3 separate regions of the Homo sapiens genome follow, and all the other regions are linked to region 1. The links are chromatin contacts, found by Hi-C or POLR2A ChIA-PET in ENCODE. All regions are on one chromosome and are shown on one strand. Each heading gives the region's core, a stretch centred on a gene start or an enhancer-like site at or near the end of the contact. The rest is flanking DNA. Distances are from core to core; before and after follow the strand shown. Region 1 overlaps TBX3 (T-box transcription factor 3). Region 2 has its middle 220 kb from the start of TBX3. Region 3 has its middle 120 kb from the start of TBX3.

Region 1 (4,748 bases), core at 1,211-3,710:
GCTTGCTTTTAGAGAGAAAACAATATAGCCCCCTACCCTTTTCCCAATCCTTTGCCCTCAAATCAGTGACCCAAGGGAGGGGGGGATTTAAAGGGAAGGAGTGGGCAAAACACATAAAATGAATTTATTATATCTAAGCTCTGTAGCAGGATTCATGTCGTTCTTTGACAGTTCTTTCTCTTTCCTGTATATGCAATAACAAGGTTTTAAAAAAATAATAAAGAAGTGAGACTATTAGACAAAGTATTTATGTAATTATTTGATAACTCTTGTAAATAGGTGGAATATGAATGCTTGGAAAATTAAACTTTAATTTATTGACATTGTACATAGCTCTGTGTAAATAGAATTGCAACTGTCAGGTTTTGTGTTCTTGTTTTCCTTTAGTTGGGTTTATTTCCAGGTCACAGAATTGCTGTTAACACTAGAAAACACACTTCCTGCACCAACACCAATACCCTTTCAAAAGAGTTGTCTGCAACATTTTTGTTTTCTTTTTTAATGTCCAAAAGTGGGGGAAAGTGCTATTTCCTATTTTCACCAAAATTGGGGAAGGAGTGCCACTTTCCAGCTCCACTTCAAATTCCTTAAAATATAACTGAGATTGCTGTGGGGAGGGAGGAGGGCAGAGGCTGCGGTTTGACTTTTTAATTTTTCTTTTGTTATTTGTATTTGCTAGTCTCTGATTTCCTCAAAACGAAGTGGAATTTACTACTGTTGTCAGTATCGGTGTTTTGAATTGGTGCCTGCCTATAGAGATATATTCACAGTTCAAAAGTCAGGTGCTGAGAGATGGTTTAAAGACAAATTCATGAAGGTATATTTTGTGTTATAGTTGTTGATGAGTTCTTTGGTTTTCTGTATTTTTCCCCCTCTCTTTAAAACATCACTGAAATTTCAATAAATTTTTATTGAAATGTCTTTGGGCCTTGTGTTAAATGTTTTTTCTTTGGGAACCTTTCCTGAAGATGGACAGTCAGGGGAGGGTTTAGTATCTTCTTGTTCTGAGTTTACCCCCTTCCCTTCGCCTTTAAATAATTAAGACCGCCCCCAGCGAACCAAAATGAGATGTCACTCAAGTTACAAAGCTAAAAACAAAAGTCCCTTACTTGAGCGAAGGGAGCCACTTCAATCTGAAATTACTTTTCCTTTAAATTAGGGAGCAAAGCAGGGAGACGGAAAGGGGCCTGATGAGAATACAGAAAGAAGGGTAATTTCAGATACTTTTAAGTTTTAATGGAAAAAGACTGATGTGCTCCCTAAGTCAGGTTTTCCCACCCGAATCCGACCAAAAGTAAGCTCGGCAAGTACGAATGTTTTTCGTTTTAAGCTCGCCCTCAGTTTTGACATCAATCTGGCGAATCCAAGTCGAAAATACCTTCTTGCACCAGTGTGTTTGGCTCGGGGAAAAGGCCAGCAGAATGCCCCAGCAGTCCGAGCGGGCTTGGCTAGGCAGCAACCCTCCAGGTTGTAGAAGTGGACAAGACGCAACGCCTTTCCACTCGGCAACCCCCCACACAGCCTGCAGTCCCTGGTGCCTCAAATTGAACCCGGCTGGCCCAAGGCGCCCCTACGAGGCCCCATCCATCCCGAGTTGTGCGTGCAAAGCGCGGCCAGCTCCGCGAAAACTTAGCTGTGTCACGCGAGGGAGGAGGGAAATTATCCCCGAAAGGGGAAAGGTAATTCCAGGGTGCACATTTCACCCCCTCCACGGCAAAAGTCACCCAGGAGGCTGACATCCTCCCCTAGTCTCCCCTTCAAACCCGTCTCCAGGCTGTTCGGGGAGTTGCCTTTTGAAGTTCAATTTATCTTTGAAACATTCAATAAAAAATGATGAGGCACTGTCAGTCTTTTGGTCTCCCGACCCCCAGCCTCGCCTCCGAGGTGTGTGTCTGTTGGGGGGCGGGGGCGGCACGGGAAGGTTCGAGGGTTAGTCCTTAGCCCTTTTCTTGCCCTGGGGGCCATGACGTGAAGACCCAGCTGGAGCCTGCCTGGCGGCTGCCTCCCTCCCCACCCCCCACCCGCCACCCCCTGGAGCCCGCCAGCCCGGCCCCAAGTCCCTGTCACCTTCAGGCCTCTTGAATGACCGGAGAGGAGGACGCCCCCTCCCTTCCCTCATCCTGTACTTGGAAGGGATCGAGGTCGAGACCTTTTGGAGAGCGGGGCAAAGCCCCTTCCATCTCTGGCCAGGCACGTGGGGACCCCTACAGCCTCCTCTGCGATGTCTCCGGGGGTGGGAGGGAAGACAGACAACCAGAGTATGTTGGTGCGGAGTCGCGGGGGGGGGGAGGGGCGGGGTGCGCTGCGGGGGTGGCAGGGCCTGAGCTGAGACGGGCCCTGGGGACCTTTGAGGCTGGGGCTCCCCCGAGGACTGGGAGATTTCCAGGGCGCGCTCCTTCTGCGCAGCGGCTACAGCCTGAAGGGGGCAGCTCTGGATCCAGCGACAACGCGCGGTGTCCGCGCCTCTGAGAAGGTGGTAGTTGGCTGGTTGCGCTCTCCCGAATTGGGGAAAAAAGAACTCAGCCTCCAAAAGGGAAGAAATGCTTTGCTTTTCTCTTCTTTCTCAGTCCAAATTTGCTTACCTCCTCCCTTCTCTCCCCCCGCCCCCGATTTGGGGACCCTGCTCAGACTTGTGTCCAGCCTCTCTTACTGGCGTTCCTCTTTTTTTTTTTTTTTTTTTTTTAATCTCCTGTGTATCTCATTTGTATATTGTGATGTTAATGAGTAACTCCTGTAGCGCTGATGGGCGGGGGGTGGAGGGGATGAACGGCTCGCAGTCTCTCTGGATTTTGCTGCCTATTACTCACCTGGCGCCGGTCGCAATCTCGCCGCAGGCTTTATGGTGGCTGCGGCCGCCCCAGAGGCCACTCAGGGCAGGCGCCTTCGCCTTTTTTCTGGGCTTCGAGTGCCACCTATCTGTCTCGTCTACGAATGCGTCCAGGTCGCCGCAGCTGGCTCGGCACCCCAGCGCCTCCCGGGTTCCGGAACTTGGGCGCTTCGCCTTCGCCCCTTCTCATCCCCACCACTCCCAGCCCCACTCCCCTCCTCCTCCGTCCCCAGCCCCATTCTCAGCCTCGGAAGAAGCTGCCTTCCCCTCTTTCCTGGATATCACTTTCACTCCCGTTTGTGCCTCAGATGAGAAAAACAGCCCTGCCCTCCTCTGGGTTTCCAAAGAATGTTAGAAAATTCAGTGCGGGAACCCTGGCTCGTAATTCTCTGGACAAGTTCCTTGCTGCTTGTAGAAATCTCTAGACCCTTGTTCTGGACCCCGCCTGGCGGGGGATAACCTGAATTCGCGATGGGTCGATAGAGAAAGGATACCTCCTTCCCCAACATACACACCTCAAATTCTGCCCTGGGGACAACTTGCCAGTACCAGGATGCTCTCTTTTTTACTCCACAACTTTGGAAGTTTTTGTTTTTTAACCTGGCCGCGTCTACAAGGACAAAGGCCATGACTCGCGGGAGCAGCAGTCCCTACGAGGGTCAGCTACCGCAGCCTGCAGGGCCCAGCACCTTCGTGACTTGTAGATTTAAGGTGACAAATGCGGGTGCCGGTCAGAGGCCTCCAACCCCTGCCTGTCGGGAAGGTCGGCTCCAGTCCTGGCTGCGCCCTGGAGTCTGAGACCCGCGGAGGGGAGGGGATGGGGTCGCCTTTTGCTGTGCTTTGAGCCGCGGGTGAAGGCGTCCGGGTTCCTGCTGACCTCCCGGCGCTAATTGCAGGGGCCGAAGGGCGCGCTCGGGCAGAGGCAGGGGTCACGACCTTGCGGCTCCCTCCTCCCGAGGTCCCGGCAACCTGAAGGAGCCGGGTGTGTGCAAGAGGGCGTGTGTGTGTGCGCGCTCGCGCGATTAGGGCCTCTCTCTAGATCTGCGCTGTTCTGGGACCCACTCTTTCTTTGTGGGGACAGTTCCTGACGTGTAGGCCCTTAAAAAAATTTCCATCCAAGAAGGAAAACCCAGATTCTGACCTTTCCCCTAAGCCAGCAGACAGACAGCCGCCTTCAGGCCGCTACGAGAGGCTTGCAACGCTTCACGACAGCGCGCTTTCTGCCTCGCTGGTTTCCAATGTGACCTCACGGCAACCAGCCAAGAAAGTGGCTGTCGGGGTGCAGCTGCGAGGCCGCCAGCGGCGACCTGGGTTCTTCTGTAGGTAGCCCAGTATAGACTCCTATCTAAGGGTAGCTCTTGGGTGTCTGCATTCTGGGGCCAGGAGCTGCAGGTGTTAGAAGGATATGTGTATGTTTGCGTGTAGCTGTGCGTGCTCCATCTGTAGCTGTCTCTTCCAATTTGGGTTTAGAAGTTCATGCGCAAGACAGTTCCGGATGTAGATGCATTTGGTTGTTTTATAATCAAGATGCGTATAATCAAGAAGTATATGTTGCAGATGTCGGAGTTCAAAGTACACGAAACAAGAATAATATAAATACTTGGCATACAAGGGACACGTGCACAAGCCAGGCACTCGGTGAAGCACCCCATAAAAGTGACCCCCGTTAGCCTTCACAGTTAACCCCATAAACGATATATGATCTTTATCTCTGTTTTACAAGAGAGGAAACTGAGGCATAGACCATTAAATCACTTACCCAAGATCCTCTGGGGGAAATTATGGAGCCAGGATTCAAACCGAAGTGGGCTCCAGGATCCACTGTAATTCCCTTTCCTAATTCAGCTGAAGGTGTACGTACCTGCGGCGCATATGTCCCGGATTTACAGAAATCTGAGGGGATGTTCCGGATTTTGGAGTG
Region 2 (4,748 bases), core at 921-3,420, 230 kb before region 1:
TCTTGGCAATATGGAGAGTCAAATATTGGCCACAGGGGGACAAAGAGGCTTTAAAGTCAGACAATTGGGTTTTGAGTTTGTGAATTGGAAGTTCACAAATGGAAGGGACCATGGGGAAGTTCCATAAACTTTGTGTTCTTCCATTTCCCCCAACTGTTAAATGAAAAGTAAAAATTACCTTACTTCCTCTCACTGGGAGAAGATTTAGAAGATAGTGTGAGTATAGTCAACTGGGGGCAAGAAGGAAATGAGATTCTTGCTGAAATTCAATGCCTTAGATTCTCACTTGAGCCTTTAGGATGGAGCTCAGAACCAGGGAGACAAGATCTCAGAACGGGGAGCTGAGGGATAAGTATGAGGGACAGAGCTTAGGGAGCGGTTAAAAGGAAGTCAAGTAAGTTTTGACTGAGCCTTCAGCCATCAGCAAAGAGGGGGCCTCCAAGAAGCATGGTGTCACAAGGATATTCCAAAGGACTTCTGTTGGGAGGAGAAAGTTTCTGACAGGAAAGTTGAAGGGGGAGAGGGGAATCTTCATTCTGTACCAATCCTCCTGCCCCACCAGTGAACCAACTTGCGGGTGGCCTAGCTGATTCTAGCCAGTCAAAAATCGGAGGAAGCGGAAATCTTTAATTCACAATGGACAAATGCTGGAGCCTGGGAGCTGGTTCCGTATGTTGTTCCCTCTGAATAGTCATGAGATGCATGGTGGGCTGGGCACCCTCCTCCTGACCACTTTAAACAGGGAGCTTTCCACCTGAGTACCAACTGTGAAAAACAGGCCCCACTTCTCTCCCATCTCACTATGCAGCTGAGTGACCTGCTGGGCAGGCACAACAGCCAAGGTGACTCAGCATTTGAGTCATCCCCTGTGTCCCACACATGTTCACACACACACACTCACATACACACACTTTCTCACACACACTAACACACATGCTCTCACACACTCTCACACATGTTCACACACATACACACACACTTTTATACACACACTCACATTCTCGCACACTTCCTCACACATACACACACTTTTACACTCACACATGTGCACACATTCACACACACTCACATACACACTTTCTCACACACGCTTACACACATACACTTTCTCACGCAAACACACATGCTCATACACTGTTTCTCACACATGCTCATGCATACATTCACACTTTCTCACACACACTTTCACATACACACTCGTACACATTCTCAGACTCATATACACATTGTCACACTCACAATCACACACGATTCTAACACACACTGATGTTCCCCCGCACACTTTCACACACTTACATGTACATGCACTCATACTTTCACACACTTTCTCCCTCACACACCTTTACACTCTCATACACTCACACATTCCCCCCACACAGTGTGCACACACTCTCACACTGTCACACTCTCACATTCATACACACTTGCCCTCTCTCTCCAGCCACTCATACTGTCACACGTTCCCACACACATACACCCTTTCACAAACATGTATGCACACACACTCCCACACAATCAGACATGCTTTACACACATGTACACACACACTCTCACACACTCACACATTCCCATGCACTCTCACACTTTCACACACACGCATGCACACACATTTCCACACACTCACACACTTTCACACACGTATGCACACACTTGCACAGTCACATTCTCACAGTCTCCATACACTCAAACACACGCTCACATTCTCATACACACATTCTCACTTGTTCGCATTCTCCTACACACTTTCATACACACAGCCTCATGCACATGCACAAGTCCCTCACACTCTCACACACTTTCACACTCATATATGCACACACACACTCACACTGTCACATTCTCATGCTCTCCACTCACACACTCACATTCTCACACTCACACATTCTCATCACTCTTCCACACATTTTCATACACTCACACATAGCCTCACACACATGCACACACAGTCTCACACACTTTCTCACACTCACACACTGTCACACACATACACACTCACACTCACACACACCTCATTTCATTTGAACCATGTGGATGAGCAGTTCCCAGGATCCACGGAGCACAAGAGGTTCCCAGAGGAGCCCGCAGTCTCCTGAACTTCCTGCTGAGCAACCATTGCCTGTATCTTGCTTCTCCCACCGATGATGTGGTGTGAAGGAAGAGGTGAGCGAGAGACAGAGAGGAGGGAGAGAAGGACAAAGGGAGGGAGGGAGATAATATTTTACAGGCTTCAGAAGGGATCAGGCATAGCTTTCTCTATCACGGCATCCCTTCGTGTAGTAGATTTCAAGAAATGCTTTACTGAATGACATTGAATTTCTATAAGATTCCCCCTCTCTGCTGCCTTTGTGGACCGGTCCAGTAAATCTCCCTGCCGTCCTAGGGCAGGGTAAAAGCAGAAAGGCGAAGTCCAGGCTGGAGGGCTTAGCTCAGGAGAAGGCAAATAGCCAGGCCATTGAAACTGTGAGTGACTGAGTTGGTATGTGAGGAACAGAAAAACGGAAAGAGGGGAAAGTCAGCTTACTCATAATACAAAGTTGTTACGAGGATGAAACAACACAGTGCGTGCTGAGCCCTCATGACAGGGCCCACATGCTCCTCACAGGTGCTGCATAAATAAATGCTAATAAGTTGTAAATCACAATGCAAATAATTGGAGCCGCGGTTTAGTGTCCTGTTCCCATCCCAGCCTGAATAAACGCTTAAGGTGCATTCACGAGGTGGGGTGAAGTGAAGCAGGCTGGATCTAAGTGAGCTATTCTCTCATTCATTCACTCAACATGGGGCCAGGTGTGGGTACACAGAAGTAGACACGTGTCAGGGCATGTGCACAAACAGATAAGTAGGGTACTTTCAGAGTGGCAAGTGCAATGGATGAAATAATAAGGCAATGGGGCAGAGAATGATGACTGGGTGGCGTGTGAGGATAGTTGGAGAGGGCCTCTGAAAAGGTGACATTGGAGCAGAAAGACCTAAGTGATGAGGAGCTGGCCATGCAGAAATTGGCAAGAGGGTCGCAGACAGTGGGAATAGCAGATGCAAAAGTCCTAATAAGAACAAGCTTGGCATGTCCAAGGGCTACATGGGGTGGGAGGAGGGGATCCCAGAGTAATTATTGAGTGCAGATGCTGGGAGAAGCTTCCCTGTTCCCATGGTGATCTCAGAGAGCAGGCTGGGTATCGATACTGGATCGGAGACGAGCACAGCTGGATCTGAGAGGGTGGACCTTACCTCACTGTAAGAATCTGAAGGCCAATGAATAATTTCACTTCCAATCTTGGACACAATGGTTTTCCATATGGGCAAAGACTCTAAATGAAGGCCATTTGTTCCAGAAATGCAACATGCTGCTCACTCAATTTGAAAACCTCCAAGGACGAAAAAATAAAGCTCTGTACGAAAGAAGATGCTTGGTAATAAACATGATGCAGCATTAGGACAAATACCTAATGCATGCGGGGCTTAAAACCTAGATGACAGGTTGATAGGTGCAGCAAACCACCATGGCACATGTATACCTATGTAACAAACCTGCATGTTCTGCACATGTAACCCAGAACTTAAAGTAAAATAAATCAAAATAAAAAATAAAGAAACATGATGCAGCAATGCTCACTTTCCAAACAAGATGATAACTTTATGTTTGTTTTTTCACTTGGGAAAAATGAAGCACAAAGGATGATCAAATGCTTAGTGAAGAATGAAATGCTTTTAAAGTCAATTCCGCATGCAACTCTGTAATCGTACCTCTGCATAGGAACCAGAACTGACCAGTAACACTCTAAAATAAAAATTTTGTTTTGTCTTTGGGTGTTAGGATAATAAGCGATAATTTTTTCTTTTTGCAAAATATTTTCAGTATCGTCACCCCACCTTTCTAATTTAAAGGGGAAAAATGTATAAACACACTCCGGCAACTTCCAATCTATCCCGGAGATGAAATTGGAGCAAGGGGGCCATTTCACAGCTTGCCTTAATTTTGTTTCATTCTTCTATACCCTAAGGAGGTTGTTCATCATTACCTGGCTACAGAATTGAATAGGTGTGAAATCCAAGCTGATAGCAATACATCACTCCCTATTGAACTTCAAAGCTCAGGCCAAACTGCCTATAAAAATAGTTTTCATTCCGTGCCTTAATCTCTTTCATACATTTTCATTGTGAGGAGGTTTTTGGGGGAGTGGATTTTAAAAGTTTTACCATCCTTTGGGTGAGTAATAGGTGACAGTCATGCATAGCATAGCCGAGCCGGGAGAGGGGCAGAAAGCCAGAGTTCCCAGAGTGTTAATTTTGGTTCATGATGAGGCCAAGCCTGGACCTTATCAGACACCTTTATCAGAGCAATCACTAACAAGGTAAGTACGAAAACCATACAAAGACTTCTCATAATAAATGTCTTAATAAAAGTATTTATCAACCGCCTACTGCGGACAAATAATTGAGCTGTGTTAGAGTGGACCGTTTTCTAATTCCACTGCCCTAAAGCCGTAGTGTTGTACAACAAAGAACCTGAAACAGCCCAGTGTGTTTAGGGCTTTGATTGCTAAGATGCCTAAAATTACGGCCTGCATCCAAAACTTCCTTTTTGCAAATAACTGTCTTTTCTGAGGAATGAGGGGTCCACTTATTACTCAATTATTCATGTTACTAGTTTTTATAATTAACTAGAATAAATTACAGAATATGAGGGTCTGAAACTGGAGAGTCATTTTTATCCAAAGAAGTTAAAATTTCCACCTGCAAACGTAGAA
Region 3 (4,748 bases), core at 1,289-3,788, 130 kb before region 1:
TATCCCCTTCAACCAGCCCCACTCTTCTTCAATCTGTTTTACATATTGGATTTCTGCACATGATTTTGCTTGAAGAGAGGTTTCCAGAGTTATAAAAGCACTTTTATTTTACAAGATGGGAGATGAAAACTGAGTTCCAAACAGAAGTAAGATTTGCCCAAGGACATCCAATGACTCAACAGAGGTCTTAAGAGAAGAAAGCAAGTTTTAAGACATAGAAGTGGCCAGGCACAGTGGCTCACACCTGTAATCCTAGCATTTTGGGAGGTGGAGGCAGGTGGATCACCTGAGGTCAGGAGTTCGAGACCAGCCTGACCAACATGGAGAAACCCTGTCTTTACTAAAAATACAAAATTAGCCGGGCATGATGGCGCTTGCCTGTAATCCCAGCTACTTGGGAGGCTGAGGCAGGAGAATCGCTTGAACTCAGGAGGCAGAAGTTGAGGGGAGCCAAGATTGCACCATTGCACTCCAGCCTGGGCAACAAGAGCGAAACTCCATCTCAAAAAGAAAAAAAAAAAAAAAAGACATACAAGCAGTCAACAAACATGAAAAAAATGTTCTGCATCACTAATCATCAGAGAGATGCAAATCAAAAGGACAATGAGATACCATCTCACACTAGTCAGAATGGCTATTACTAAAAAGTCAAAAAACAACAAATGCTGGTGAGGCTGCCCAGAAAATGGAACGCTTATGCACTGTTGGTGGGAATGTAAATTTAGTTCAGCCACTGTGGAAAGCTGTCTGGAGATTTCTCAAAGAACTTAAAACAGGGCCAGATGCATTGGCTCACACCAGCAATCCCAGCATTTTGGGAGGCCGAGGTGGGAGAATCACTTGAGCTCAGGAGTTCAAGATTATCCTGGGCAACGTAGTGAGACCCCATCTCCACAAAAGAAAAAAATTCCCCACAAGTGCACATCTGTGGTCCCAGCTACTCTGGCGGCTGAGGTGGGAGGATCACTTGGCCCAGAGAGGTCGAGGCTTATAAGAACTTAAAACAGAACTACCGTTCAACTCAGCAATCCTGCTACTGAGTATATATCCAAAAGAAAACTAATCATTCTACCAAAAAGACACCTGCACTTATATGTTCATTGCAGCACTATTCACAATGGCAAAGGCATGGAATCAACCCTAAGTCCCCAACAACGATGAATTGGATAAGGAAAATGTGGCACATATACACCATGGAATACTGCACAGCCATAGAAATGAATAAAATCATGTTCTTTGCAGCAACATGGATGCAGCTGGAGGCCATTATCCTAAGTGAATTAATACAGGAACAGAATAGGAACTACCCCCTGTTCTCACTTATAGGTGGGAGCTAAACATTGGGTACTTATGAGCATAAAGATAGGAACAGATACTGGGGACTACCAGTGGGCGGAGGAAAAGACGGGGGCAGGGCTTGAAAAACTAACTGTTGGGGCCAGGCGCGGTGACTCACGCCTGTAATCCCAGCACTTTGGGAGGCTGAAGCGGGTGAGTCAACTGAGGTCAGGAGTTCGAGACCAGCCTGACCAACATGGAGAAACCCCGTCTCTACTAAAAATACAAAACTAGCTTGGCATGGTGGCACATGCCTGTAATCCCATCTACTCAGGAGGCTGAGGCAGGAGAATTGCTTGAACCCAGGAGGTGGATGTTGTGGTGAGCCGAGATCGTACCATTGCATTTCAGTCTGGGCAACAAGAGCGAAACTCTGTCTCAAAAACAACAACAACGAAAAATAAACTGTTGAGTACTATGATCAGTACCTGGGTGATGGGATCATTCATACCTCAAGCCTCAGCATCATGCCATCTACACAGGTAACAAACCTGCACATGTACCTCCTGAATCCAAAATAAAAGTTGCGGAGAAGGCCAGGCATGGTGGCTCATGCCTGTCATCCCAGCTGTTAGGGAGGCAGAGGCGGGAGGATAGCTTGAGCCCAGGAGTTTGAGACCTGCCTGGGCAATATAGCGAGATCCTGTTCTCCACAAAAAGGAAAAAAGAAAAGATTTTTTTAGAAGTGTAAAAGTTGGGAAAAAGGAAAGAAAAAAATCTTCCTGGCTGCCCATCCTGTTTTCTTTCTTTCACTACTCATCCTTTGGGGGTGAAGGTCCAGACAGCATGAGGACATAAACATATGACATTCCATAGATGTTTGGTGGCACTATTTCGTGTGACTACACTTCAAAAGCTTGTTTTCCCCAGCTGGGCCCCTGTTCTTCACTGTTTTGAGAATAAAAGATGGTGCCTTCATTACATCAAGTACCCAGGCTCCAAGGCCAACCAGGCACGCGGACTGGGCCTCCCTCCCAACAGTTGGTGGCCTTACTGAATGCCCTTTCAGCAGAGGGGAGCGTGGGCGGGGCTGGCAGAGCAGGCCCAGGGCACAGGGTTAGCCCTGATAACCTGAGATCAAAGCAGCCTGTCAGCAGTGTCAGCTGAGAGGCAGCCAAGACAAGCGATGCGGGCAGCTTCATCTCCCCGCTGGCCCTAGAGCAGGGGCGGGGAAAGCACCACAGTTCCCGGAAACTATTTCTGAACAGGCTGGAGGGAGCTCCTGGTGCCACTGCTCATTCCAAGCTGGCTCTGAGTCCGTCTCCAGCTCTCTCCTGCACCATGCGTGGTTTCCTCTCCCAGTTCCACTTTAGTTTTTTCCCACTCTTTCATCTACAATTTTCAATTTTTTAAAATTTATTTATTGATTTTTTTTTTTTTTTGAGAAAAGTTCACACTATTCACCCAGGCTGGTCTTGAACTCGTAGCCTCAAGCAATCTTCTAGCCTCAGCTTCCCAAAGTTCTGGGATTACAAGCATGAGCCACCGCACTGGGCTTTCCATTTTCATATAGACACATGCATACACACATAATTAAGATTTGTCTTCTCAGACCAGATGTGGTGGCTCATGCCTATAATCCCAGCACTTTGGGAGGCCGAGGCGGGCGGATCATCTGAGGTCAGGAGTTCGAGACCAGCTTGGCCAACATGGTGAAACCCCGTCTCTACTAAAAATACAAAAATTAGCCAAGCGTGGTGGCATGCACCTGTAATCCCAGCTACTCAGGAGGCTGAGTCAGGAGAATCATTTGAATGCGGGAGTCAGAGGTTGCAGTGATCTGAGTTCGCCCCACGCACTCCAGCCTGGATGACAAAGTGAGACTCTGTCTCAAAAAAAAAAAAAAAAAAAAAAAAAGGAATAAAAATAGATTTGTCTTCTCTTCCCTGAGACATTTCCCACTTTCAAAGTCTCTTAGTCTCTTTCTTTCTCACGGGTCCCATATGCAGGAGATGGCTACTGTCCTCTCTACCTCCCTGGCTAATACACACACAGCAGTCTCTCCTCCCAGTCTTCCCATTCTCATATTCACAGACACAGTTTTCTTCCAGCTTCCCTTACACACACGTGCACACACATGTGCACACACACACACACCTGCCCGGGTTACAGTCTCCAAACTCTCTTTTAAAAAAAGAATCCAGAGACAGCTGCCAATTAAAACAATAAAATCTCCTTGCCTTCCTTTCTGTTATTATGAACTCTGGGACCATTTCCACCAGCTGATGTCTGGATTTTTTTTTTTTCCTACAAGGTGTTGACCCTTTCATTTGCAGCTGGAATCAACAGCCACTGTTCCTCTCCAGCTGTGGCCCCTTTGTCAGCTGGGCAGCTCACAGCTGGCTGATTTTCATAGCCTAGCTACCTCAGCACTTTTGCAAAGAAAATGTGGGGGAAAGACCAGGTGCAGTGGCTCATGCCTATAATCCCAGCACTTTGGGAGGCTGAGACGGGCAGATCACTTGAGGTCAGGAGTTCGAGGCCAGCCTGGCCAACATAGTGAAACCCCATCTCTACTGAAAATACAAAAATTAGCTGGGCATGGTGGCGTGCGCCTGTAGTCTCAGCTACTCAGGAGGCTGAGGTGGGAGAATCCCTTGAACCTGAGAGGCAGAGGTTGCAGTGAGCTGAGATCACACCACTGCACTCTTGCCTGGGTGACAGAGACTCTATCTCAAAAAAGAAAAAAAAAGAGAAAAAGAAAAAAAGAGAGAAAGAAAATGGGAGGAAAGTTTGGAAATCTACCCTTCCAGTATATCATGAGAGATTCTAGAACCTTCCCCACACCCAAAGTTTGAATTATCTTCTCTCTCTACCCATGAACTCACACATGGTCTCTTCACTGTGTGTCCAGTTAGGTTGCAGGAAGAGAGAGGGAGAGGAGCATCCACATATCGCTACTTTCTGCTTTAGGCATCTGTAGGCCTCAGAACTTCATCTGTCATGCTGGCAGGGATGGTGGATGGGCAGGAGGGAGAGAAGGTGGCTCAGGGAGCCATGCCATTGCCGAGAGGCAAAGACAAGAAAAGAAGCATTTCGACCAGGCATGGTGGCTCACTCCTGTAATCCCAATACTTTGGGAGGCCGAGGCAGGTGGATCACTTGAAGCCAGGAGTTCGAGACCAGCCCGGACAACATGGTGAAACCCTGTCTTTACTAAAAATACAAAAATTAGCTGGGCGTGGTGGCGGGCACCTGTAATCCCAGCTACTCGGGAGGCTAAGGCACAGAATCACTTGAACCCCGGAGGCGGAGGTTGCAGGGAGCCAAGATGGCACCAATGCACTCCAGCCTGGGCGACAGACTGAGACTCTGTATCAAAAAAGAAAAGAAAAAGAGAATTTGGCTGGGCACAGTGGCTCACACCTATAATCCTACCACTTTGGGAGGCCGAGGCAGGCAGATCACTG

What was found. A loop is a pair of places that touch in the nucleus more often than their neighbours do. ChIA-PET counts read pairs that join two places held with the same protein, here RNA polymerase II (POLR2A). Pooled maps may share reads with other maps.
Region 2: a pooled map shows a loop between it and region 1 (2.6-fold over the local background). The contact joins two enhancer-like sites. A Hi-C loop is called at or near these places in 1 of 50 pooled maps. POLR2A ChIA-PET finds 5 or more read pairs at or near these places in 3 of 52 experiments (AG04450, BJ and PC-3).
Region 3: POLR2A ChIA-PET joins it to region 1 with 25 read pairs in HepG2. The contact joins two enhancer-like sites. POLR2A ChIA-PET finds 5 or more read pairs at or near these places in 2 of 52 experiments (HepG2 and naive thymus-derived CD4-positive, alpha-beta T cell).

What each region holds. Positions count from the first base shown.
Region 1 is chr12:114,666,428-114,671,175 of GRCh38, reverse strand. It overlaps TBX3 (T-box transcription factor 3), which reads left to right. Exons shown (of 7, transcript NM_005996.4): 7 at 1-921. Among named protein-coding and RNA genes, the nearest start is that of TBX3-AS1, 13 kb to the left of the region's middle. Within about 2 kb of position 2,460, at least 16 of the 41 ENCODE cell types and tissues checked have a DNase peak (open chromatin) inside an H3K27ac peak, as active enhancers do; they include PC-3, where a contact is called at or near this core.
Region 2 is chr12:114,900,978-114,905,725 of GRCh38, reverse strand. No RefSeq gene overlaps it. Among named protein-coding and RNA genes, the nearest start is that of TBX3, 220 kb to the right of the region's middle. Within about 2 kb of position 2,170, at least 2 of the 41 ENCODE cell types and tissues checked have a DNase peak (open chromatin) inside an H3K27ac peak, as active enhancers do; they include PC-3, where a contact is called at or near this core.
Region 3 is chr12:114,797,466-114,802,213 of GRCh38, reverse strand. No RefSeq gene overlaps it. Among named protein-coding and RNA genes, the nearest start is that of TBX3, 120 kb to the right of the region's middle. RefSeq lists enhancers at 1,888-2,388, 2,389-2,889. Within about 2 kb of position 2,538, at least 5 of the 41 ENCODE cell types and tissues checked have a DNase peak (open chromatin) inside an H3K27ac peak, as active enhancers do.